2 separate regions of the Homo sapiens genome follow, and region 1 is linked to region 2. A link is an interaction called in ENCODE POLR2A ChIA-PET data of the cell type or tissue named here. Cell type or tissue: Panc1. All regions are shown on one strand. Links, peaks and the distances in the headings refer to the core of each region. The heading gives the core; the rest is flanking DNA.

Region 1 (10,798 bases), core at 17-8,016, 82 kb after region 2:
TTTTCTTGGTTTTTGAACTAAGGGCCCCTCCATTTTCATTTTGCACTGGGTCCTGGGGAAAGGAAAGCCTCCAGGCACAAGATACACTGCCTGCTCTGTCACTGCTAGGGCCACCCCCACAGCTTCCATTTCCCTTTCTTGGTTCTCTCGCTTCCTGCTTCGTCCTGACACTGTGAAGTGTCATTGCTCCCTCAGTTATAACATTCACCACACTTTATGTGGTTTGCTTTAATTTCTGACTGCTCTGCATGGGGGAGGGGCACTCTCTCTCCTTCTCCACTGTATATCCAGTGCTTAGCTCCTAGTAAGTGCTCAGTGACACTTACTTTTCATTTTTTACTATGAAAACTTCACATAGGCTGGGCGCAGTGGCTCATACCTGTAATCCCAGCACTTTGGGAGGCCGAGGTGGGCGGATCACCTGAGGTCAGGAGTTCGAGACCAGCTGGCCAAGATGGTGAAACCCCATCTCTACTAAAAATACAAAAATCAGCCAGGCGTGGTGGCGTATGCCTGTAGGCCCAGCTACTTGGGAGGCTGAGGCAGGAGAATCGTTTGAACCCGGGAGGCAGAGGTTGTGGTGAGCCGAGATCGCACCATTGTACTCCAGCCTGGGTGACAAGAGCGGAGCTCAGTCTCAAAAACCACTTCATGTAGACATAAAATAGAGAAAGTAATTTAATGAACCACTGCCCTGTCTGCATTATCCTGCCATTCTTATATTAACTCAATTATTTTATTTTTTAAATTTTTTGAGACAGGGTCTTGCTCTGTCGCTCAGGCTAGAGTGCAGTGGTGCAATCATGGCTTACTGCAGCCTCCATATCAATGGGCTCAGGTGATCCTCCCACCTCGGCTCCCCAAGTAGCTGGGACTCCAAGTGTGCACCACCATGCCCATCTAATTTTTTGTATTTTTGTAGAGACAGGGTCTCACCGTTTGTAGAGACAGGGCCTCTCATGCACCATGCATTGTGTGCATTGTTTTACCAGGTTGCCCAGGCTGGTCTCAAACTCCCGGTCTCAAGCAATCCTCCCGCCTCGGCCTCTTAAAGTGCTGGGATTGTAGGTGTGAACCACTGTGCCCGGCCTCAGTCATTTTAGTCTCTCTCTTTCAAGCTGTTGAATTTCCTCAAATGTCTTGCGATTCTTGGTGGACAATCCCATTTATAAATAAAGAACTACAGTACTTACTAGAGATTTCCTTTGCAGTTGTGTGCATTTGTTTACCCGAAGGCGTACCATCATCCCCTGAATGTGAGGGGGGATTTTCATCTTGGAGGAAGTGAGCAGGCCTGGTCATCGGCTTCCTCCTCAGGTGCATGAGCATGGAGCTGCTGGCTGCCTTGGGACAAGACATCTGCTGAAGGACATGGGACTCGGCTCCAGCTCTCCATAGGTCTGTCTCCCGACAGAACAGAGCTGGAGGTCCATTCGTTTCCTTGCCTGCTGCTCCAATATCCCTACCATGGGCCGTCCACAGCCAAATCTACCACTCTTTTTTTTTTTTTTCAGACGGAGTCTCAGTCTGTCACCCGGGCTGGAGTGCAATGGCGTGATCTTGGCTCACTGCAACCTCCGCCTCCCAGGTTCAAGCCATTCTCCTGCCTCAGCCTCCCGAGTAGCTGGGATTACAGGTATGTGCTCCCATGCCTGGCTAATTTTTGTATTTTTAGTAGAGATGGGGTTTCACCATGTTGGCGAGGCTGATCTCAAACTCCCGACCTCAGGTGAACCACCCGCCTTGGCCTCCCAAAGTGCTGGGATTACAGGTGTGAGTCACCGCGTCTGGCCATCTTCCGCTGTTTAGAGTAATTCTTAGGGTTCCCTCTGGGGCTGATGTTGTTCTGTGTCCACAGGACCTATAAATAGTCTTCCCTTTAATCCAGATTGCTGCCCATAGCACACTTGTTCTTCTCACTTACTGTCTGAGCTCAGAGCCACTCTGGGGCAGAGAGGAGGTGAATGTGTGTGCCTAGGTTGCCATGTTGAACAGGAACCACTAACAGATATTCTTGGCATGGTTAAATAATTGTTTTCTCTCCCACTTAAGGTCAGGGAGTGTCTCTTTTTCAATCTGTGGTCTCCAGGGCTCATCCAGAGCCTCATGGGTCTGGGTCTCCTTTTTTTTATTTTTTTCCCTGAGACGGAGTCTTGCTTTGTCACCTAGGCTGGAGTGCAGTGGTGCAGTCTCGGCTCACTGCAACCTCTACCTCCCGGGTTCAAGCAATTCTCCTGCCTCAGCCTCCTAGGTAGCTGGGATTACAGGCATACACCACCACGCCCAGCTGATTTTTGTATTTTTAGTAGAGATGGGGTTTCACCATCTTGGCCAGGCTGGTCTCGAACTCCTGACTTCAGGTGATCTGCCCACCTCGGCCTCCCAAAGTGCTGGGATTACAGGCGTGAGCCACTGCACCTGGCCTGGGTCTCCTTTTTATAGGGCCTCTCCTCTAAGCTGAGACACAGCATCAGCTAGTGAGGCTGCCTCCTCAGTGCTTGAGTTTCAGCTCCACAGGGCCCCTCCTCCAGGCACCTGCATTTTAATGATTCCAACCTGTTACCTGTCTTCCCCCAGCCCTAGGGGTGGCAGCTTCTGACAGTGTCCTCTCCACAATACCTTAGCCCTCTTTCACCCTTTCAGTTACCTTGTAAAAAAAAAAATGTATACTTAGTTAACAATTATGTATGTATTTATTGTAGAGACAGGGTCTCACTATGTTGCCCAGGCCGGTCTTGAATTCCTGAGCTCAAGCAATCCTCCCACCTCAGCCTCCCAAAGTGCTAGGATTACAGGCGTGAGCCACTGCATCCAACCCTAGTTAACAATTATTTATGTTAAATTTTCTGTTCCAATAACTGCTGTGGCTTCTGTCTCCTGACTTGACCCTGATGGACATGACTGCCTAAGAAATGATACATACCTGGGCTAGGCAGAGTGGCTCACGCCTGTAATCCCACACTTTGGGAGGCCAAGGCAGGCAGATTGCTGGAGTTCAGGAATTCAAGTCCAACCTGGGCAACATGGCAAATCCTGTCTCTAAATTTTTCTAAAAAAATTAAAAAAAAATTTTAAATTAGCTGGGCCTGGTGGTCCCTCCTGTAATCCCAGCTACACAGGAGGCTGAGGTGGGAGGACCACTTGAGCCCAGGAAGTCGAGGCTGCAGTGAGCCGTGATCACACTATTGCTCTCTAGTGTGGGTGACAGAGTGAGACCCTGTCTCAAAATAAATAAATAAAATAAAATAAAGAAATGATACATGCTGGGCACAGTGGTTCATGCCTATAATCCCAGCACTTCAGGAGGCAGAGGCAGGTGGATCACCTGAGGTTAGGGGTTCAAGACCAGCCTGACCGACATGGTGAAACCCCGTCTCTACTAAAATACAAAAATTAGCTGTGCGTGGTGGTGGGCGCCTGTAATCTCAGCTACTCGGGAGGCTGAGGCAGGAGAATCGCTTGAACCCAGGAAGCAGAGGTTGCCGTAAGTTGAGATCGCACCATTGCACTCCAGCGTGGGCAATAAGAGCGAAACTCCGTCTCAAAAAATAAAAGAAAAGAAAAGAAAAAGAAAAAAGAAAAAGAAATGATACACTACGTATATCAATGAAAGGACAGATGGCCTGGCCCAGGGAGTTTATGAAGACTGACAAGCTAATAGCTGTCATGCTACTCAGAACCCAAGGAAGTTTCATTCTATGCAAAAAATAAATAAAAATAAAGAATTTAAAATAATAGTCTATTGATACATAGAGGACTGAAATTTTTTTTAAAATACAGACTTTGAAATCAGTCATATGTAGGTTTGAATCCAGGCTCTGCCACTTACCCACCAGGTGGCCTTGGACAAATTACTGAACTTCCCTGAACCTCCGTTTCCACATGTGTATCATATAACAGGGGTTGAACAGCTTCCTTGTGGGGCCGTTGTGAGAAGAAAATGCATAAAGTATGTAAAGTGCCTGCCCAGAGTGAAAGCTCAATAAAGGGTAGTGGACCTAGAATGTAGGCGGTGTTAAGAGGATGAGACCAGAGATCATAAGACCTGAGTTAAAGTTCTGAGCCTGCAACTGACTAGCCAGTGACATCCTCTCTGTGGCCCTCCCTCTCCTTACACCTATACCAAGACCAAGCGTGGCTCTACAATGCTGGTCTCATCTTACCGGCTTGCAGCAAAATAGGCAAATAATGACAATGTCTGACATTTTTCATAAAGCTAAATTATTCAGTTTAAAGGATTATTATCTGAGATTTTGTTCTTCTTACTGTTTTGGTGTTAATGTCTTTTTTAAATGAAATGACAGGATAGTAGGGTATTTTTTTTTCCTTCCTATGTTCTGATTTGACAAAATAAGTTTGAAGAAGAGCAAGGAGCTGAGACTTGCCCAAACAGATTGGAAACATATTGGAAAGCCTTGATAATTGGAACAGTGTTACTGGTGAATGTATAGGCAGACCACTGGAACAGAATGGCAAGTCCCAAAACTATAGATATTTAGTGTATTATAGAAGTGGCATCCAATTCTTCAGGGCAAATTGGACTATTCCATAAATGGTATTGGCATAGCTTGGTAGCTATCTCAGCAGAATAAAGTTGGATCCATACCTTGAACTGTGCACCAGAATAAACTCCAATGGCTTTCAGATGTAAACACACAACCAGACTATTGTCTAGTAAGTCCAACATAAAAAAAAAAAAACTAAAAAGACTCAAAGATGACGTGGGGAATTCTTTTATAATCTTGGAGTAAGTTAGACCTTTCAAACTATGTTTCAAAATCCAGAAGCTATAAAAGAAAAGACACTCGATTGTGTAATACAAATATTTATATAAGTAAATAACATATTTATATAGACATAACTATATGTAAAACAAAAAACACAGAAGAAAAAGTCTCTTTCATAGTAAAAATAAATACTAGAAGCAAATCAAAAGGCAAGTAACAAACCGGGGGGAAATAATTGTAGGTGTTATCACAGAGAAAAGGTTAATTGATACCAAAGAGCACTTTCAAATAAATAAGAAACCAAAAGAACCATCGAATGGTGAGCAAAGCCTATGGACAATTTACAAAAAAAAAAAAAAACAAATAGTGGCTGGGCGTGGTAGCTTATGCCTGTAATCCCAGCACTTTGGGAGGCCGGGGCGGGTGGATCATCTGAGGTCAGGAGTTTGAGACCAGCCTGACCAACATAGTGAAACCCCATCTCTACTAAAAATACAAAAATTAGCCAGGTATAGTGGCACACACCTGAAATCCCAGCTACTTGGGAGGCTGAGGCAGGAGAATCGCCTGAACCCGGGAGGCGGAGGTTGCAGTGAACCGAGATCACACAATTGTACTCCAGCCTGGGCAACAAGAGCAAAACTCTGTCTCGGAAAAAAAAAAAAAAAAAAGTACATGAACATATGCAAAGATGCTTAGTCTCATTCCTACAAAGAGACATTTGTGACTTGACAATTTTGATAGAAGATATTTTCATAATTATAAGACAATATAAGAGATTGCTATCTAGTTTCCTGAATCATCCCAGGAGACCTACACAGCTGAGCTTTGTAAGATCAGAGTGTAGGGACAACCGCATAACTGTATTTCTGACGCTATTGTTTAAAAGACAAACAGGAGAGTTAAAGATAGGGCTTTCTGGTTTTTTTTGCGTCTTTTAACTTCTTAAAAAGTAATCCTGAGAATTAAGTGCATCAAAGTTTCTAGAGTGCCTCACATTTCAGTACAAGCTGGAGAAGGCAGAAAGCAATGCTCTCACTGCCATGTGAATCTTCTCTCCTTACACCTGGGCAGCTTTCACAGCACTATGCTCCTACCTGAATACCTTATGGCATCACAATGGGAAAATGTTTGTTTCTTGGCTTGCATTTGCTTTATATTTATAATTTTAATATTCTGCTTGGTGCATTTTGACATTTAATAAGGTCATGACAGAACATGGTGCTGCTGCACCAAACATCGTCTTTTTCTTAAGCAAGCCTTGGACTTTGTTTCCTTTTTTATTGTTTGTTTGAACAAAGAAAGCTGATTTTGTAGAGAAACTAATAAGAAACCTATTAAAGAGAACAAGATTAGCTACAGAGTTAGTAGCCTTTTGCCAATCTCTATTTAAAAATTTTTATTTCATGAAACCAAAAAGTAAAATAAAAACTGAATAAACAAAAAAATTAATGAGAACAAGATTAACGACATAACCTTTTGCCAATCTCAATCTAAATATTTTATTTCATAAAACCAGAAAGTAAAAACTAATAAAAATAACCACTGAATAAGCAGCAAAAAATTAATGAGAACAAGATTAACTATAAACAGTAACTCTTTGTCAATCTCTGTTTTAAAATTGTACTGTTTCATGAAATAAAGTCTGAGAGTTGTGGATGATTCTGAAATTCCCTCCAGGTCTCTGAAAGGCTGAATTTTTTTTTTTTTTTTTTTTTTTTTGAGATGGAGTCTCACTCTGTGGCCAGGCTGGAGTGCAATGGCACAGTCTTGGCTCACTGCAACCTCTGCCTCCTGGGTTCAAGCGATTCTCCTGCCTCAGCCTCCCAAGCAGCTGGGACTACAGGCGTGCACCACCACGCCCAGCTAATCTTTGTATATTTATTAGAGACGGGGTTTCACCATGTTGGCCAGGATGGTCTTGATCTCTTGATCTTGTGATCTGTCTGCCTCAGCCTCCCAAAGTGCTGGGATTACAGGCGTGAGCCACCGCACCTGGCCGGTAGACTGAATTTTATTCCCTCATCTGGTTTGCAGGTGGGACCATTGCAAACGTGGTCCCCAGAGACTCAGCTAATGAGCTTCTGTCCTTCAAGTCTGCACCTTCCTTTGAAACTGGGCCAAAGGTGATGTCCTAACCCATGGCAGACCTTACTCCCATTAAAATCCTGTTTGCCCACACCAGGAGAGGCAGCACAGTGAGGGAAGAGCTCAGGTTTTGGAGTCAGGCAGTCCTGGGCTCAAATACTGGCTCTGCTGTTCACCAGCTATGAGACCTGAGTCTCAATTTCTTTTCTTTTTGAGATAGGGTCTTGCTCTGTTGCCCAGGCTGGAATGCAGAGGTGCAATCATGGCTCACTGCAGCCTCAGTCTCCTGGGCTCAAGCAATCTTTTCACCTCAGCCTCCTGAGTAGCTGGGACTACTGGCACACACCACCATGCCTGCTAATTTTTATTTTAATTTTTAATTTTTTTTTTAGTAGAGATGGGGTCTTGCTATGTTGTGCAGGCTGGTCTCAAATTGCTGAGCTCAAGTGATCCTCCTACCTTGGCCTCCCAAAGTGGTGGCATTACAGGCATAAGCCACCATGCCCAGTCAGTCTCAGTTTCTTCATCTGTAAAAGGATATGATTAAAATTTACCTCATGGAACTTTTATAAAGGAGAAATGAGATATAAATATGAGGTCTTAATATATCATGTGGCATACAGTAAGTGCTTAATATATGAGTATGTATATATGACTCTGTATTTTATTTTTGTGACTGTACAAATAAATATATAGGTACCATACTACACCTGCCTTTGCAAATTGGAAACTTGGAATGAAGAGACATATGTGCTTAGAAATACTTAAGATCAAAAGTGTTCATTATATAATTTAAAAAAGAATAAAGAGAAAAAAACCCCATTGTTTCAATATAATACAATGCCTTGATGGGATGCTCAATATAGTTCTAAGACTTTACATCTATTAACCCATCCAATCCTAAAACAATCCTTAATAATGCTGTTATTCCTGTTTCACAGATGAAGCACAGACAGGTTAAGTAACCTGCCCAATGCTACACAGCTAACAGGTGAGAGAGGAATCAAATCCAAGCAGTGTAGACAGAGAGTCTGTGCTTTTTTTTTTTTTTTTTTTGAGATGGAGTTTCACTCTTGTTCCCTCTTGTTGCCCAGGCTGGAGTGCAATGGTGCAATCTTGGCTCACCGCAACCTCCACCTCCCAGGTTCAAGGGACTCTCCTTGCCTCAGCCTCCCGAGTAGCTGGGATTACAGGCACGTGCCACCATGCCTGGCCAATTTTATATTTTTAGCAGAGACGGGGTTTCTCCATGTTGGTCAGGATGGTCTCAAACTCCTGACCTCAGGTGGTCTGCCTGCCTCAGCCTCCCAAAGTGTTGGGATTACAGGCATGAGCCACCGTGCCTGGCCAAGAGTCTGTGCTTTTAACCACGGTGAAGGTTGCAGGGGAAGCTCAAGTGAGCCTCAGCTGCAATAATGGGCATCTCTAGATCTGTACTGTTAATATACGAACTATATGGAAATGTAATTAGATGAAATTAAACATTCAGTTCCTTGGTTGCACTAGCCACATTTAAAGTGTTCAACAGCCACCTGTGGAGAGTGGCTACCATGTTGGGCAGCATAGACATAGAACACTTCCATCATCGCAGAAAGTTCTACTAGACAGTACTGTTCTAGATAATTCTAGGAAGTATTAGCCAAACATAAGACACGAACTCAGCTGTCACTGCATGGATTTTTAATTAAATACCACTTCATAATGTTATTTGCACCTAGTACTTTTTTTTTTTTAAATAAGACATGCCATAAGTCGTGAAGTTAACAAAATATAAGCATCCGCACAGAATATATTCTAAGGTGACTTCATTTACACCGCTTCTCAGAGAAACACACAAGTAACCTTTTGTCTGCCTATCAGCCAGTGTTGAAACAGCTTTGGAATTCACATGGAAGGCTGCCGGGCTGGTTCCCCAACACTAGCCTGATGGAGTCCTGTATCCGCACCGTGCCGTCAAACTGGCTGGTTTCCACTAGAAAAGCAATGGAGAGTCAGCTCTCCCTTCTTTACCCAGCGTTCAACTCCACACTGCAAAAACTGCATAACCTGAACCCTGCTGTGATGGCAACTGAAGTTTAAACCCAAGTTTGGTGACCTTGCTTTAGGTACCTGGGCTGCTCAAAAGGAGACCGAGGTGTGATATTTAACATTGCTTGCAACATTCAAGAGGGCTTGGGGACGTCAGAGCCATGAGTAACAATAACGAACCAGGGCTATGAGTGGAATCCTGATGTACCCCTTCCCCATCTTAACAGCCAGTGCTGCGTATGGCCATCAGCAGACAGTCCATTTATACCACTGGACAAAGATTGGGAGGAACCAGCCCAAGACAGATGATGGCTCCACACCCACTGTGCTTCCTGACTACTCAAGTGACCTACGTGTGGCTTCCAGTCAGGAAACTACCATTTAACTTTCTGCTCAGCCCTTTCATGGCTCAGGTTGGTGGGATGATGCCACTGCTCCAAACCCGAAGGCAAGGGAGCTTCCCAGGCCTCAGCAGCAGTTCCTGGGTGGCACTGTCCCCATGATCTGAAGCAGACATGAAATTACAATACGCTTTTATTCACTCATCTCAAGAAAGCTGGCTGGCCCAAGCCTAAAAGGCCCATACCAAAAAAAAAAAAAAAAAAGGGAAGGAAGGGGGCAGAGTAAGTTTGGGAGCATATATATGCCCAAATTATTAATGATCACCCGGGTTTGACACATCTAAATAGCCTCCCTGCTCACCTTCTGTTTCTCCCTCCTGCCTCCACTCCCAGCTTTAGAAAAATCATTTGGGAAAGGAGAAATATATAAATAGCAGTGAAACCTGATTTTAATTTCTGCTTTTTGTTTTTTGTTCTTGCAGGCTCGGAGAAGGTAACTTATTCCCCCTTCTGATTCTTCCTCCACACTGAACAAGCCCTCCTTTTCAATCAGTGCTGGTCCTGCCCTTCTCTTCCTCATGAACCATCAGTGGCTCCCACGTCCTCTTGGATACACTTTAAACTCCTTAGCCAGGTATTCAAGACCCTCCATGATTCGGCCTCCACTGCTTATCTTTTTTTTTTTTTTTTTTTTGAGCCATGGTCTCATTGTCACCCAGGCTGGAGTGCAGTAGCATGATCATGGCTCACTGTAGCCTTGGCTCTCTGGGCTCTAGCGATCCTCCCACCTCAGCCTCCTGAGTAGCTAGGATCACAGGCATGCACCACCACACCCAGCTAATTTATTTATTTTTAATTTTTAGCAGAGATGAGGTCTTGCTATGTTGCCCAGGCTGATATAAAACTCCTGGGCTCAAGTGATCCTCCAGCCTTGGCCTCCCAAAGTGCTGGGATTGCAGGCATGAGCCACTGTGCCCAGCTTCCACTACTTAGCTTTGAGACTCATCTCCCACCACCTTCCCTGGCTTTCCTTTCTTTGCCCAGCTCCTCTTAGCTCTGTGCCTTTGCAAATGCTGGCCCCTCTGCCTCGGGGGTGATCACCCTATTTTATATGCTTTATACAAATCTTAGATTTGCCACCCATCTATGAGTGGGGCCAAAATCATCTCCACTTCTGAATACCCCTTTGGGCTCAGGGTCCGACCTTTAGCAGGGTCTCCATGACGGTCATTTTCTGTGGCCCACGACCGCACTTCACACCCATCAGAGATTCCTGGGTATTTGTGCCTCCCTCTGCTGGCCTGGAGGGCAGGAACTATGTCTTATTTTGTAGCCTGGGTCTTCCAAATGCTTAGCACACAGTAAATGCCTTATAAATATTGTTGAATTGATACCCATCCTAAGGGAAAGGGGCCCACTGCCCATTGCCGCCTTAGGCAGTTAAGACCACACAATACAGAAGTGGTTAAGACGCAATACAGAAGTGGTTATCACAGACAACAGATGTCAGTTTTTGGAGTCAAGATACTAAATCAGTATTAAGCACAATCCATAAAGATAAGTGATCTATCACACTGGTCTATTAACACTGTTATCATGCCTATTAAAGGCTGT
Region 2 (16,735 bases), core at 4,031-12,030:
CAACTTAGCCTCCATGCCTGTTTCCTCAACTGTAAAGGAGGCTTTGCGACTCCTCTCTAGTTCCTTCTTGTTACACTCAAAGGAGATGATAATTGTTAATATTAAGTGTCAATCACTTAGCCTTACTGTATAGACCAGGCCTGTGTAAGGGTTTTGTGTGCATAAGTCACTTAGCAGTGCACGTTAACCCCCTAGCAGAATGCCTGGGCCCTAGTGGGTGCTGATAATGTCAGTTTCCTTTTTCTCCAAGACCTGCCCAAAGCCTCTCCTCCTATCTGAAGGAGGTCAGCCTCCTCTGAGACTCTTCACAGCATCTCATAGGTACCTTAGTTATAGCACTTATCACCTGAAAGTGTTGTTATCAGTAGGGAGGTCCGGCTTCCTTTCTATTCTAGGTGCTCCCTGGGGGACCTGCCTTACTTATAGCCATCCTGCCAGCACCCAGCACAAGGCCTGCTGTTTAGAAGGCACTTGAATGAATAAATGCGTGAATGCATGTGTGCGTATGGGCTGCGTGGAAGAGATGGGGTTAAGCAGGTGCCTGAGGATGGGTTGGCTCCGAATATACGCTTAACTCTCTGGGGTCCGGATCCCTGAGCTCGGGGCCTGGACCATCACAGCCCCTCTCAGCTCTGTGCAGACTCAAGGGACAAGTCACAGCCTCCTTTGTACTTTTACATTGCTTGGACTTGGATATTTTTCTAGTAAAAAACCAGGATATTTGTCCTGGCAAAGGGTTTTTGGGCCATGAGGCATCCAAGAGGGGATCTAGAAGCTATGGACTGGAATTTCCAGAATTCAGGTTTATGAATCATAGACTCACCTCTACAGTGCCTAGCCTGGCCTTGCACCCAGCATACAATAATTGTCTAATAAATGCTTAGTGGATTTGAGGCAGTGTGCTTTTTATGCCATTGTGGGGCTGGGATATGTCACTGTGAAGGAATAGAAGCCTCCAGCCTCTTCCCTGGGGAGCCACTTGTTGAAGGAATTAGAATTACAGACCTTTGCTTTCTGCACAGTTTCTCCATTGTTCCAAAAGCAATGATCATTTCCAACTTGCTACAGAATAAAGTTCTAATGATCTGTTGTGGGAATCAAGGTCTTCCATGAACTTGCCTCAGTCTTATTCCACCAGCCCCTGTCTCCTCTTCCCTTCCCCCGCCAGGCAGAATGAGCAATTTCCTGTCTCCAAAACCCACCAGTGCTTCCCAGCTATGCAAATTGCAGTTTCCAAAGACAGCCTCATAATATCTCCCATCCCATATTCTCTCCTGCAGTGTGACCCGGCCACTGCCCACATCAAGAGGCAGAGTCCATTTCTCCACTCCCTTGAAGCTAGGTGGGCCCTGTGACTGCTTAGACCACTAGAATATGTCAGAAATGGCCAGGCGCATGGCTCATACCTGTCATCCCAGCATTTTGGGAGGCTGAAGTGGGAGGATCACTTGAGCCCAGGAGTTAGAGACCAGCCTGGGAGCATTAGTCTGTTTTCTTACTGCTATAAAGAACTGCCCAAGACTGGGTAATTTATAAAGGAAAGAGGTTTAACTGACTCGAAGTCCAGCATGGCTGTGGAGGCCTCAGGAAACTTACAGTCATGGAGGAAGGAGAAGGGGAACCAAGGTAACTTCTTCACAAGGTGGCAGGTAGGAGAGGTGCCAAGCGAAAGGGGAAGAGCCCCTTACAGAACCATCAGATCTCATGAGAACTCACTCTATCACGAGAACAGCATGGAGGAAACCACCACGATGATTCAATTACCTCCATCTGGTCTCTCCCTTGACAAGTGGGGATTAAGGGGACTATGATTCAAGATGAAATTTGTGTGGGGACACAAAGCCTAACCATATCACTGGGCAACAGAGTGAGACCCCATCTCTACAAAAAAAATGCAAAAATTAGCCAGGCATGATGGTGTGCACCTGTAGTCTCAGCTACTCAAGAGGCTGAGGTGGGTGGATTGATTGAGCCAGGAGGTGGAGGCTGCAGTGAGCCATGATCACGCCACTGCACTCCAGCCTGGGTGACAGAGTAAGACTGTCTCAAAACACACACACACACACACACACACACACACACACACACACACAATCTTCTATCACTTCTAAAAATGGCCAGTGTCACTTGCCATTAATAGAAGGTAACAATGAAATAAATTAGATGAAATAGATCAATGTCATTAAATTCTAGCTAGACAATGTCACCTCCCAACCTGTCCAAGCCTAGGACTCACTCTCTCCTTGTTGAAAAGAGAACAAGTGTTGCAGTGACATTGGTACCCAGACTCTGGGTTCCAATATCTGGGCAGTTACAGTGTATCAGCTTCCAGGTCCCTGGATCCAGGATGTATGTGTCCTTGAATTCAACAGTTCCCTGTCAAGTTCAGTTTCAACCTCCAGGGCAGCCTTGAGATTCCTCCACTTTCCTGGTTATGGCAGATGCTGTAGCTCCCCAGTCTGGCCAGTTTTGCAGTATTTTGGGAGCCTCTAGCCTTTCCTACATTAAAAAAAAAAAAAAAGGTGTATAAAATCCCCTCCTGCCTAAAATGCCAAATACTGCTTCTATTTCTTGCACTGAAGCCTGACTTCCCACAGTTCTTGCAGGATCTCCTGAACATTTCTTTCATTATTTATTTCCTGCAAGAGTATTTTCAATGTGGGTCTTTGTGTATTCCACCTTCTGAGGCTTTATTTGCCTAAGAATATTTTTATTATGACCTCATGTTTGAATGACAAATTGGCTGGCTTTAAAATTCTGGATTGAAAGAGTTCTTTTTTTTAAATTACTAGTGACATCACTTCTTTGACTTTATCGGGTATTGCTGTTGAGAAGAATAATGCCAACCCAGTTCTTGTTCCTCTGTACGCCATCTGTTATTTCTCCCTGCTCTTCTTCCTGGTCTTTCATATTCTTAATTTCCCCCTGATACCTATGTGTGAATTTTTCCTTATTCTTTTCTACTGTTGGTTACTCTATGAGCTCTTTCAATCTGTACTCATTTAAAAAACATTTTTGGAACATTTAAATCTCCATTATTTCGTCAATTATTTATTTCCTCATCTCCACTTTTATTTTTCTTTCCTTTTGGGAATCATACGTATACTCTCCATCTCTCTCAGGTTTTTTTTTGTTTTTTTTTTTTTTTTTTTGAGACAGAATCTCACTCTGTTGCCCAGGCTGGAGTGCAGTGGCGTGATTTCAGGTCACTGCAACCTCCAGTCTCCCGGGTTCAAGTGATTCTTCTCTTGCCTCAGCCTCCCGAGTAGCTGGAATTACAGGCGCCCACCACCACACCGAGCTAATTTTTGTATTTTTAGTAGTGATGGGGTTTCACCATATTGGCCAGGCTGGTATCAAACTCCTGATCTCAAATGATCTGCCTGCCTCAGCCTCCCCAAGTGCTGGGATTACAGGCGTGAGCCACTGCGCCTGGCCTCTCTCAGCTTCTCTTTTCTATGTGTTGTCTCTGTTTCTTTCCCTGTTGCTTTTGGGGATAATTCTCAATCTGATCATCCTATCTACTCGCAAATTCTTCAGTTGTATCCATCCTGATATTCAGGCCATCTATTATGTCTTTTATTTTTTAAATCTTAAATTTTTCATAGCTAATGTTTTGGCTTGATTCTCTCTTATGACTTTTTTTCCTGTTCATTGCAGCAGTTTTTTAATGAAAGATGTATGTAAGATTACTTTATTCCTACATCTTCCCAATTGCATTTTCCTTGTATTTGGCCTTTTCTGTTCCTACTTGGTGAGATTTAGCTTTTGGCTCAAGGATCTCAGTCTTTGTTCAGGGTTAAGAGCCCTGCTGGGGCAAATGGCCAGCCTTCTCCCGCTGCATATGTCCAGTGCAGACAACGTATTTCTTCCCATAAACTTGGACTACTTTGCTAATTTGCTGACCTCTATAGTGTCCTTGTGCAAACTGAGCTTCTTCATCCTTTCAGATGGGCATGGACCGAACATTATATTTCTGTCTCAGCTCTTTGGAAAAAGAAGACATAATCTTCCTGTAAATATGGGAAGCTGCGTTAAAATACCGCTTATGGTTCTTGTGAGAGTCACAAAGATTTCTTGACTTTCAGAAGTCACTGAATTTCTTTTTCTTTCTTTTTTTTTTTTTTTTTTGTTGTTGTTTTTGAGAAGAAGTTTCTTTATTGTTGCCCAGGCTGGAGTGCAATGGCGTGATCTCGGCTCACCGCAACCTCCGCCTCCCAGGTTCAAGTGATTCTCCTGCCTCAGCCTCCTGAAGTAGCTGGGATTACAGGCATGCACCACCACGCCCAGCTAATTTTGTATTTTTAGTAGAGACGGGGTTTCTCCACGTTGGTCAGGCTGGTCTTGAATTCCCAACCTCAGGTCATCTGCCTGCCTCGGCCTCCCAAATTGCTGGGATTACAGGCGCAAGCCACCTTGCCCGGCCAAGTCACTGAATTTCATTTTGGCCACCGTTGCTTCAGTGATAGCTGAGAAAGGGAAGTGCCTGTGACTTTTTGTTCTTGTATTATTTCATGAATTTCTTCCTTTATCTCCTTAAGTATAATCATGCTTTACTTTAAAATCTTGGTCCATCTGCTTCGGTAATTCTGCTCTGAATGGCATATGTGGTTTGATTTATCTTTCTTTTGTAGTAGCTGCACTTCTCAAGTGTCTAATTATTTTGGCAGGTGAGTTCCTGTCCCCCCCCAGGGATGCCAGCTCTCTGTCTGGTAATGTGCCCTGGAGAAAGGGCATAAGGAGGGGGAAGGGATGAGCCCCAGGGCAGGAAGCTTCCTTGGCTTTTCTGCCTGGCACTCTGCCAAGTTCACCTTTAAGTTCCCAGAGAGAAGCAGGCTCAGCAGGAGGTAGACTCTGCTTGGGAGTTTCCCCCAGCTGGGGGTGGGTGTGGGGGTGGGACTGTAGGGGCATTAGTGGAGAAGTCAATGCCTGATCCCTTGCCTGTTTTTATAATTCCTCACTCCAGCATGGCTGTAGCTGCCAATATCTGCACCAAAGTGACAGGCAGTGATTGTTTCAAGACAAAGAGCAGGGGACCTGAAGCAGGTGAGTTTCCCTGAAGGGCAGAATAGTGGAAAGGGTAAGAGTTCAGGCTCCGGGGTCTGTCAAGCATTTGTTCATTCCACATGGAAAGCTGGTATGTAGCGGGCATTGTGTTGGGTGATAGGGAGACAGTGGGGAACCGGGCACAGTCCTCACCCTCAGGGAGGTTACAGTCTGACAACAAACTAACAGACGTGGATCCATGTTGGCACTGCCAGCTGGGCAACTCACTTAGTCTTTCCAAGCCTCAGTTTCTTCATCTGCAAGATGGAGATGATAATAGCACTCATTTATAGGGTTCCTGAGGCTTATCAGGAGACAAGGCTGCAAAGTGATTCGTAGAATGCCTGGCACATTAAAGGCTCTCAAAAATGTTAATTATTCTTGTTATTATTGTGACGAATGACGCTGTTACTGGGAATTAGGTAGGAACTTGGAGCTGCTTAGAAAAAAGATAAATGAATTGCTTTTCATCCTCTGGGCAAACCAGTTACCCTTAGGAGGCAGAACATTCAGAATTTCAAAGAAGGAGGATTGAGTAGGCATGGATCTTAAAAAGTTGAGGTAAAAAGCAGCAAGGCAAAGAAACAAAAAACCAAGTTTCATTTTCCAGCAAGAACTATTAATATCATTAAAGGTGTTCAGATTTTGGATAACTGGTCTCCTTCTCCAGTTCTTTGTCCCTCCCTCCTTTTTCTTTTTTTTTTTTTTTGAGACGAAGTCTCGCTCTTGTCCCCCAGAGTAGAGTGCGGTGGCATGATCTCAGCTCACTGCAACCTCTGCCTCCCAGGTTCAAGCGATTCTCCTCCCTCGGCATCCCAAGTAGCTGGGATTACAGGTGTGTACCACCACACCTGGCTAATTTTTTATTTTAAGTAGAGACAGGGTTTCACTATGTTGGCCAGGCTGGCCTGGAACTCCTGACCTCAGGAGATCTGCCCGCCTCAGTCTCCCAAAGTGCTGGGATTACAGGCATGAGCCACCGCGCCCGGCCCCTCCCTTCCTTCTTTCTTGCTCAAGGCAGTACTGTGAGGTTAGAGCTTCCACAGTGAAGGGCCTGGCTGGAGTTTCATCCCTGTGCTTGTTAGCTGGAGGACCCACGTCTCCATTAGGTGCAGGTGGCATGATGCCCAGATTACTTTTAGGGTCCCACAAAAAATGTTTTTATTTCTTTTAAAATCCAGAGGAAAAAGCGACTTTCAGGTTGAAGAAGATGTTTTGATATACCCATGCAGTCATATAAATATCACTGTAAGTATTTCTTTTTCTTTTTTTGAAACAGACTTTCACTCTTGTCACCCAGGCTGGAGGGCAGTGGTGCGATCTCGGCTCACTGCAACCTCCGCCTCCCCCATTCAAGTGATTCTCCTGCCTCAGCCTTCCAAGTAGCTGAGATTACAGGTGCTCGCCACCGTGCCCAGCTATTTTTTTTTTTTTTTTTTTTGTATTTTTAGTAGAGATGGTGTTTCCCCATGTTGGCCAGGCTGGTCTTGAACTCCTGACCTCAGGTGATCCGCCCTCCTCGGCCTCCCAAAGTGCTGGGATTATAGGCATGAGCCACTGCGCCGGGATGATTTTAAATATTTCTTATGGGGCATGGGTCCCATGAAGGCAAAATCGCCCCAGGCTCAGGGAAGTCAGAATGCATCCCCAAGGGCACCATGGAACAATAATACTCATCTCTGGGGGTGTTAAAGGGCCAGGGCTTGTATAGCATTCTGCACTGTGTGGGCACCTAAGAAGCTCTCCGCAAGCAAGTTAACCATTTGTTTTCCTCAATGAACTGCAAGTTGAAACCTTAGGAAACCCCCATGAGGGTCATGGGATTGGGCACAGCAGCGAGGGGAAAAGTTGCACAACTGCTTTTTTTTTTTTCTATGAGATAGGGTCTTGCTCTGTCACCCAGGCTGGAGTGCAGTGGTGCCATCACAGCTCACGACAGCCTCAACCTCCTGGGCTCATGTGATTCTCCCACCTCAGCCTCCCGAGGAGCTGGGACCACAGGTGCACAACACCACACCTGCTAAAGTTTTTGTTATTTGTAGAGACAGGGTCTCCCTATGTTGGCCAGATTGGTCTCAAACTCCTGGGCTCAAGTGATCCTCCTGCCTTGGCGTGAGCCAACACCCCGGGCCCACATTTGTTTTTTATTACACGACAGACTAAGGAAACACCCCAGGTGGAGGAACAGATGAAAACTTCAAAGCAAGGCCACTGTGTTCCAGGGTGTGCACGAAACCAGACAGGCAGCAAAAAGAGCTCTTTCTGAATTCCCAGTGCAGGTGTCAGCAAGCCCTGAAGAGGTGGGCTGAGTGAATGAACAAATGAATGAACCAATGACGAGTGAATTGTGGGACGAATTTTTAAATCCTGAGGTTGTTTGCCCCAAAAGGTAGCTCCCCAGACACAAGTTTCTTCAGAGGCAAAGGGAAACAAATTTTTTTTTTTTTTTTTTTTTTTTTGAGATGGAGTCTGGCTCTGTCGCCCAGGCTGGAGTGCAGTGGTGCCATCTCGGCTCACTCCAAGCTCCGCTTCCCGGGTTCACGCCATTCTCCTGCCTCAGCCTCCAGAGTAGCTGGGACCACAGGCGCCCGCCACCACGCCCGGCTAATTTTTTGTATTTTTAGTAGAGACAGGGTTTCACCATGTTAGCCAGGATGGTCTTGATCTCCTGACTTCGTGATCCACCTGCCTCGGCCTCCCAAAGTGCTGGGATTACAGGCGTGAGCCACCGCGCCCGGCCACAAATTCTTAATAGATGATTGCAGAGGGTACTATCGTCTCTGGTTAAATTAGGAAACTGAGGCTCAGAGAGGTGATGTGGCTTGAGGCAGAGTACAGGGCTTAACGCCCTGCTCATCTCTGCCTCCTCGGGGCTGTTACTTGGAGCAAAGCCCTCCAAGCCCAGAGGCCCCAAGCAGGTACCAGCCCCGCAAGGGCCCCCACAGTTCAGATGTGTCCAGCCCAGGCAGGAGGCCCTTCGGAGAAGGCCTGAGCCCAGCTAGAGAACAGGCCTCTCTGTCTTAGAGGTTGGCACACCCTCTGTTCCTTCCTTAGACTAAACTGCAGCCACTACCTCGGGGAATTTCAAACCACATGAGAAGGTCCAGCCCCACTAGCCAGCTCCCCCTCTGGCTCCGCCCCCTCAGCTTCACCCACACCCCTGCCCTGCTCAGGACTCACTGCTGGCTCTTTTCTTGGCTCAGCCCCTTTCCTTCTTCCTGCCGCCTCCTGCCCACCTAGGATCTATACTTCTGATTAGGAATTCTTTTCAGTGTAAACAGCAAGAAATCCATCCTGCTAGGTCCCAAAGCAAACAGCGGGACTCCAGTGGCTGAGATGCCAATGACTGCCTCAGGAGACTGGATGGATGGAGATGGGGAAACCGATAGGGGAACTAGAACAAGGCTTGGAGGTTGTCCAGGACAAACAAACCGGCCGCTGCTTCCGGGCTGACTTCAGAGGCCCTTGGACAGCAGCATGCAAAGTGGACATCTTACCACAGGCACTTCTGGCCAGCAACAGGTTTAGCCCAAATTACAGAAGTTCTGTTTTGGATATTTCTCTTCAATATCAAATATATATATCTTTTTAAAAGTCAGGTGAATAGATGTAATTTGGGGTCTTTCTTTTCATCATACATGAGGTTTTTTTTTTAAGAAATTAAAAGAGTTTATTGGGCAACTTAAAATCCACTTTACCTTTCTTTTCTTTTCTTTTTAACCTTTCATCCCAATTTATTGGATGACTGAAAAATAAAGGGAAGTGTTGCTGCATTTACAATTCCTGGAGAACGCCACCGCTTACTGAGTGTGGAAAGCTGTTGGAGTTAGGAGAAATGGTCTTCCCCAACTCTACGTGACCCTGAACATCACGTCCAGATCCTGGTTTGCAAACCCTGAGAGTGACAGTGCGCTCCGCTCCCTGTAGAGATCCTGTCACCTCTAACACACTATGACCCTGTGTCCCAGGAGCAACAGGATGAGGGGGGGTCAGCTTGGACGTCACTTTCTCCTCTGGGAGCCCAGGGAACAGTGACATAGTGTGAGGCCTCCCCTCATGTGTCAATGTCTAGCACTAGATCCTTCTCTGAGAAAAGGCATTGATGATGGCAGGAGAAAGGGTGGAGGTACAAAATGTGAGAGAGGGGATGGGGACAGTGGGGGGACCACACGATGAAACAAGAAGCTCATGGTCAGTGTTGTCGGAATCTCCTCTCTCAAAGCCAAAAGCTCCATCCTCAGCCTGGGTGGATGCATTCCACATAGATTCCTTGAGCCCCTCCTGTGAGCCACACACCATGCTAGGTGGGGACAAAGTGAGAAGCAAGGCAGCCTTGCTCCCTGCTTTTCTAGAGCTTAGGGCAAAACACCGATATTAAACAAGGGTTGTTGGCAATTATGGAAAGTGCTACAAGGAGAAGCTTCGAACTTGGCCCCCTTAGGGGGTCCAGCGCCTCCCAACTGTTCATGTACTCCTCCAGTCTCCACCTGCACTTTAGAACTTTGCTTCTCACATATTCGTGGTCAACCCAGGGAGATGGAAACCCACTGCAGCTGCCTGCCAGGACGTCACAAAACTGAAACTAGCTTTGCTTAGAGTGGCTCTACCTCAAGGACACAGCTCCTTCCTGACTTCAGGCAGGAATGGCCATAGTCCACATGGTGCTACGGAGCCCAGGAACTGGCCCAGGGGATAAGCTGTTGATAGGAAACCACTACACTAGATTCCCACAGAGCCCAGCCAGTTCCTCAAGCCCAGCTCACTATATGCCCAGCTCACCGCACGCGCCGCGGCTGGCTGGCTTGGCACCATGCTGCCTCCCCACAGCTCATCTCGGCCCCAGCCAGCACAGAGCCCAGCAGGGACAAGGTGAAGAAAGCCACAGGCCATGAAGGGGTCATGGGAACCCCCTTCCCATTTCCTCCTCCCCTCCCACCAGGCATTCATGGTCCTTTGGTGTCTCTTGGCTGCCCTTCTGTCCCCTCTCCCCACTTAGAGGACATGAGTAAAGGTATTGGCCTACCTAGAGTTCCTGCCCCATCATCCACTCCCACGGGCTGATGGGACTCAGGATTCCAGGGTATTATGTGCCCTCTTCTATCCCGGTGCTCTGGCTGTGCCTGTCACTTTCTACTACCACCACCAACACACACACGCACACACACGCACACACGTGCACACACCCACATGCACACACATGCACACAAGCGCACACACACACACATGCACACATACACACATGCACCATAAGAGGGGGTGCCTATAATCTGTTGCTCTTGGCTTCTGCTTATAACTGTTCCATCCACCTAGACCACTGTCTCTAGTATCCATACCCACCTCTTAGAACCAGCCATCTGTAAATTCACTATTTGTGCCAAGCATTGTACTTCATATGCATTCATTCATTCATTGGACAAATATGTATTGAGACCTACTGCATGCTGGGCACCGTGCTGGTGCTGGGGATACAAGGGTGAACCAAATAGGCATCATCCCTGCCCCCAAGCAGCTGCTAGCAGACATTAATAGCTCATGTTCATTGAGTGCCTACTATATACCCACCCTGTATTAAACACTTTATGAGTTATCTGATTTAATCTGTCAGAGAAATTGTTTCATTTAAGGAGCACATCAAACTGAAACATAGAGAAAAGTGTGGACTTGCCCGAGACTGTTGGACGGCCTTGGCTGAGGGGTAAAGCAGGGACTCCAAAGCGCTGCCCTAACCACCACCTTTCCTTTCCCTGCCCCACTCAGATGCCACCTCCTCCAAGGGGCCTTCCAGAATCTTCTCCCAGACTCAAGGGCTGCCTTGGTCTCTCTAATCCAGCCTTCATATTTGACACAGCCATCTCCTCCCACAAGGATACCCAGAGGACTGGAGCCGTCTCTGCATCCTTCCTCAGGAGCGCTGCTGGATGAGCGACCCCCGAGCCCCTCCAAACGTGCTGTGGATGGAAACTACGGCCCTGGGCTCCTTCTCTGCCGTGGGTTTTCATCTCGCTGAATCGCAGATCTTCCGGAGGGGCCTCTGCATAGGGCAGACCCATCAAGGCGCCCATTTAACAGATGGGGCGGATAAGGCCCCAAGTGGGTAAAAGTTCCTTTATCTCCAGGCCGGGTCAAGGTCGACTCCCTTTTCTTCCAGCGAGCCTCGGCCCCTCCGCCAGATGCTTGGGTGGGGAGGGGACAAGGAAACGACCTCGTCTCCAAGACCCACTGGAGATGATCAGCCTCCCTCCCACCACCCCGGACCAACGCCCTCCCGCGCAGACCCCAGGCACTTCCTCCAACAGATGTGGGGGTGAGACTGGGGACCCCTCGTCCCCACCCCCGGGCCCTCCTTCGCCCAGCGCGGCCGGCAGGTGGACAGGAAGCCACCGCACCTGGGCCGGACCGCTCCTCGCTCCCCGCAGCCCCGGGCAACCCCGGCGACCAGGCGCCTCCTACCTGCTCTGTCGAGCCCCGCTCGGCCTCCCGCCGGCACCGCCGCGCTCCCAGCCAGGGTCCCCGCCGCCGCCCGGCGCTGCCACCCTGGGATCCCGCCCCCGCCCGGGGCGTCCCGCCCCCGGCCCCGCCCCGTGCAGGTGATCCTGGGGAGGCCGGAGAACGCGCCGGGGGTGCCAGGGTCCCGCACACTGGAGTGGCGGCGCCTCCCCGTGGTGTCCCCGCTCCTGGGTCCTTTTTGGGACTGGCTCTGGCACTCCCGGGCACTCAGTCCAGTAGAGAAGTCCAGCAGGAGGCTTCCAGGTCGGACTCCTCCGCGGGGTAAAGAGAGGGAAAGGGCCTCACAAACACACCCAGGTGAGCTCCAGGCACTTTGAGTAGGGTCTTTAAAGGAGCACGGCGCTAATCTGATTGAAGGTTTTGAGGGGCAGCTGGAGATTCAGACAACCACAGAACGTTAGACCGGGAGGAAACAGGCTTGGCAGCCGGCAAGTGTCAAGAACTCTTGCCGCTGTAGGATCAAAGGCTCCTTCCTCCCCAGGCTGTCGAGATTCCAGCTGTATCCCAGGAGCCCAGGGCGATATCCCTGGCAGGCAGCGGGTACTCAATCAATATTTATAGAAAGCGGGAAGAGATCTCGGAGAGGGGATCTCTTCTCTCAGAAACAGGGAAGCTGAGGCCCAGGAAGCAAAGGTGAGCACAAAGTCTTATAGCAGGTTAGTAACAGTATCAGGAGTGGAGGCTGGTTTCCCGGTTCTATTTTCAATTGATTTCCAGAAAGTGATTGCATCTGGGCCGACTGCCTTGCCGCTCAGTGCCTGTGAGATGCTTTCAAACTCTCCTCAGCTAAGAACTAAGATTTTTATAGGAAGAAAACACGTATTTTTATAGGAAACTCCAAGGTAGTATTTATTTATTTATTTATCTTTGAGACAGGATCTCACTCTGCAGCCCAGGCTGGAGTGTGGTGGCACAATCTCGGCTTACTGCAACCTCTGCCTCCTGGTTCAAGCGATTCTCTTGGCTTAGCCTCCCGAGTAGCTGGGATTACAGGCACATGCCACCACACCCGGCTAATTTTTTTGTGTGTGTATGTATATATATATTTTGGTAGGGACAGGGTTTCACCATGTTGGCCAGGATGGTCTTCAACTCTTGACCTCAAGTGATCCACCAGCCTTGGCCTCTCAAAGTGCTGGATGAGCCACTGCTCCCAACCCATTTTATTTTATGGAGACTGGGTCTTGCTCTCCTGCCCCAGCTGGAGTGCAGTGGCGGGATTTCGGCTCACTGCAGCCTCTAACTCCTGGGCTCTAGCGATCCTCCCACCTTGGCCTCCCAAAGTACTGGAATTACAGGCATGAGCCACCATGCCCAGCTGCAAGGTGGTATTAACAAATATTGATTGAGAGTATAATCCTGTAATTCTACTTTCTCATCAAAGACTTGAGACACTTGAGTATGGTCTTTAAGGAGCATGGTGCTAATCCATGGCTTCAAGAGCTTCCCTGTTGTGGGGGAGGCAGACCTGGTTACAGGGAGAGGCCACAATGTGGGGAGAGGAGTCCAGTGGGAGCCTGCTCTGGCCCTGAGGCCTGAGTTCCACAGTAAATGGCACTGGGGGGGGCCACTTCAGGATGCTTCTGGAAGTTTTTCCAGGTTTGTTTGTGGGGGCAAGAGCCCCCAGTGCATGGTCTCAGGTTCAAATCCTGGCTCCACTGCTTACTATTCGCAAGATGGGAGTAGTTTCTGAGACTGTTTCTTTCTGTAAAATGAAGAGAAGATACTTCAGTATAGTTGCGGTGAGGATTAGAAATGAGATCACACTTGTGAAGTGCCAGGTAAGTGGGAGAATGATTATGCCAAGTGGCAGGAGCTGGGAAGGGGGACTTTGATGTCTTAGGTCCTTCTCTGTGGGGTTTGGTAGTCTTCAGCCTTCTGTTATCTATGGCTCAAGCCCACCTTCTGCTTTGTCCCTTAATCCAGGCTGGCTAAGCCACAGGACACCTGCCCTGTCAGAATGAGTTTGTGCACACCGACAGTAAGGGGTTTGGGAAGGGAGCTCTTCCTTGCACCAGCCCTCCCATAACCAGGGTCAGAGACACCAGCCAAGCCCAGGAGGCAGAAGCATGAAAAGGCTCTTCATCGCGCTGCATATTCACTCATTAAGTGCTACAGAGTGTTCACTATAGGCCAGGCACTTTGCAAGGTGGGGCAGAGTCAGTGGTGGCCCCTCCCTGCCCTGTAGACCTCACCTTCCAGTGGGGCTGGGGTTGAAGGGACAGATGACCCAAGCACAAAAGATGGTAACAAAATAGTGAGACCATCTGAAAAGTTCTAAAGGAAATAATAATATGGTGTCATTGATTATTATGGGTGGGAGGGCAGGGGCTCCCACAGAAACCTATCTGCCAGGGGAGGACAGGGGAGCTGAGACCCAAAGGACAAGCAGGCAGGTGAGGAGGGGCTGGAGCTGGGGCCGGGGAGCACTCTAGAAGGGAGCAGGGTGGGATAGGGTGGGGGAAGCAGCAGGTTGGTTTGTGCAAAGATCCTAAGGCCAGTATAGCAACCAAAGCCAGGGGTGGTTTCAGGGAGAGTGGACAGAATGAGGTCAGAGGCAGGCAGAGATCAGATGCAAGGTCTTACAGGTCAGAGTAAGGATTTTATTCCAAGGACTAGGGAAAACCATGGAGGGTTTCCCGTTGCAATTAAGGAAAGCAACAGGCTGGGGGCGGTGGCACACGCCTGTAATCCCAGAACTTTGGGAGGCTGAGGCAGGAGAATCACTTGAGTCCAGGAGTTCAAGACTAACCTGGGCAACATGGCAAGGTCCCATCTCTACAAAACAAATTTTAAAAATTAGCCGGCCATGGTGGTGCATGGCTATAGTCCCAGCTGCTTGGGAGGCTGAGGTAGGAGGGTCACTTGGGCCTGGGAGGTAGAGACTGCAGTGAGCTGAGATCGCATCACTGCACTCCAGCCTGAGTGACAGAGCTAGACCCTTTCTCCAAAAAAAGAAAAAAAAAAAAAGGAGAAAGGGAAAAAAAAAGATTTTGAAAGCAATTTAATGGAATAAAAAAAAAGTGTGGTGATTTTTCATTTTTAAAATAAAGAGGATGTTTATATATAAATCAGTTTTATTAGTCAATGAAAATTGCTTATACAATTACCCAACATCCCAGCACTTTGGGAGGCCAAGGTGAGAGGATCACCTGAGGTCAGGAGTTCGAGACCAGCCTGACCAACATGGCAAAACCCTGTCTCTACTAAAAATACAAAAAAAAAAAAAAAAAAATAGCTGGGCGTGGTGGCGCACATCTGTGATCCCAGCTACTCGGGAGGCTGAGGCAGAAGAATCACTTGAACCCAGGAGGCAGAGGTTGCAGTGAGCCGAGATCACGTCGCTGCACTCCAGCCTGGGTGACAGAGCGAGACTCTATGTCAAAAAAAAGAAAAAATTACCCAACAAACCACTCCAGTTTCGGATGTTACCCTATGGAGTCTGAGGTGCTGGGGGATTTTAAAATAACAAAAAGCGGCTGCTTCCACGTGGAAAATACCCAGAGACAACCAGTTATCCTTCCTTTTCTTATTAGCAGAAGATGTAACTACAAACTAGCCTTTGAGCGGCTGTGTTTTCATCTCCTGGCCAGGCATGTCCAGTCTTTCATGTCTCCCCTCAAAGCCTTAATCTGCTGTTTATGGCTTTTGAGATGGTTGCTGGGGAAACCAGCCAAATGTCATGTGGGATTAGAATGCAATTTCAGGGGAGGAGACGAAGCACAGAGAATCATGAGTCCAGAGAAACCCAAGTCCACATTGTTTAATCTAGTACAGAGAGAGAGAGGGAGAGAGAGAGGGAGAGGAGGCAAACATACCTAGGCCAATTGATTTTGAAACAATTCCCTGTTTTTCAACTAAGTAGGCAGAGAGTAGAGGGAGCAGCAAAGGCCGCAAGACACAGGCCAAGGTTCTAAATGACCTACAGGGCTCGTAGTGCAGTGTGTCATGTGGCTGATCCCAGATGGACATGTGCTGGGCGGACGTGAAGTGCAGGGGAGGACCAGAGCCCCTTCCCAAGCGCTGCTGTCCTGCATGTGGTCTAATTCCCATCTTACCTCTAGGAGCATCTGGCGATGGAGGATGAGAAGACAAGAGAATGACGGGGGCAGGGTCAGGGGTCTAATCTCCTTGCGAGCCACCTGATCTCCCCGGGCCTCTGTTTTCTCATCTGTGAAATGACGGGTTGGACGGCCTTGTCTCTGAGGCCTCATCCAGTTCCACGGTAAGTCTGATAATCGTGAGTGTGCCTTTAAACAGCCAGCCCAGGTCATTACCTGACAGCTTCCTCATTTTTTATGCTACATTTTTAGGAATGTGCGTTAGCGCAAACCATTTGTTGGTAATTACAAGGGAAAAACTTCTCAGAATGAAAATAGGAAGCTGTAAATTAATTTAAGTCCTTCTGCCATCAGCGGAAGCCACGCCTCCTCACCTTGGCAAGGAACCTGTGCTCTCCTGGTGGCAGTCAGCCCATTCGCAGCTATCTCAGCTGCTGAGTCCTCCTCCCCTGGTACCTCCTTGGTCTATCCTACTATCACAGTCACCCTAGGAATCCCAGAGTGAGAGCAGAAAAAACACACACCGAGAGAAGACGCAATCTAATGGCTACTCCGTTTACTTGCTGTGTGACTTCAGGCAGGTCTCCTAACCTCTCTGGACATGAGTTTCCTCTTCTATAATTCATTCATTCAGTGAATATTTACCAATAGCCTGCTGTGTGCCAGTGATGAATAAAAGAGATGACAATTCCTGCTCTGATGAAGCATGCATTCTGATGGGAGAAAAACAACAAAAATGAAGAAGCCAGGCTGGGTGCCGTGGCTCATACCTGTAATCCTAGCACTTCGGGAGGCTGAGGAGGGTGGGTCACTCAAGTCCAGGAGTTCAAGACCAGACTGGGCAACATGGAGAGACCCTGCCTCTACAAAACATACAAAAATTAGACTGACGTAGTGACACACGCCTGTAGTCCTGGCTACTCAGGAGGCTGAGGTGGGAGGATCACTTGAGCCTGGGAGTTTGAGGCTGCAGTGACCTGTGATTGTGCCACTGCCCTCCAGCCTGCGTGACAGAGTGAGACCCTGTCTCAAATAAATAAATAAACAAGCCAATGATATGGCATGTTGGAAAGTAATAAGTGCTTTGGAGAAAAATAAAGGGAAGCTGGGATAGTGATATC

The links. Peaks named below come from ENCODE experiments on the same cell type or tissue, not always from the same donor. Only the 100,000 strongest peaks of a DNase experiment are listed, where the experiment ranks them.
Region 1: POLR2A ChIA-PET joins it to region 2 with 5 read pairs; 3 of 35 experiments call an interaction of 5 or more read pairs at or near these places.

What each region holds. Positions count from the first base shown.
Region 1 is chr1:24,470,659-24,481,456 of GRCh38, reverse strand. It overlaps NIPAL3 (NIPA like domain containing 3), which reads right to left. Exons shown (of 12, transcript NM_020448.5): 12 at 8,481-10,798. Among named protein-coding and RNA genes, the nearest start is that of RCAN3AS, 26 kb to the left of the region's middle. RefSeq lists an enhancer at 167-276. In Panc1, for the core only: no CTCF peak of the experiment used is centred there; no DNase peak of the experiment used is centred there.
Region 2 is chr1:24,550,931-24,567,665 of GRCh38, reverse strand. It overlaps NCMAP (non-compact myelin associated protein), which reads right to left and starts at 11,579. Exons shown (of 4, transcript NM_001010980.5): 1 at 11,497-11,579. It overlaps NCMAP-DT (NCMAP divergent transcript), which reads left to right and starts at 11,642. Exons shown (of 3, transcript NR_109781.1): 1 at 11,642-11,850; 2 at 15,618-15,778. It also overlaps the pseudogene RPL26P8. RefSeq lists an enhancer at 1-60. In Panc1, for the core only: no CTCF peak of the experiment used is centred there; a DNase peak (open chromatin) is centred at 8,445; H3K4me3 peaks cover 1,050 bases.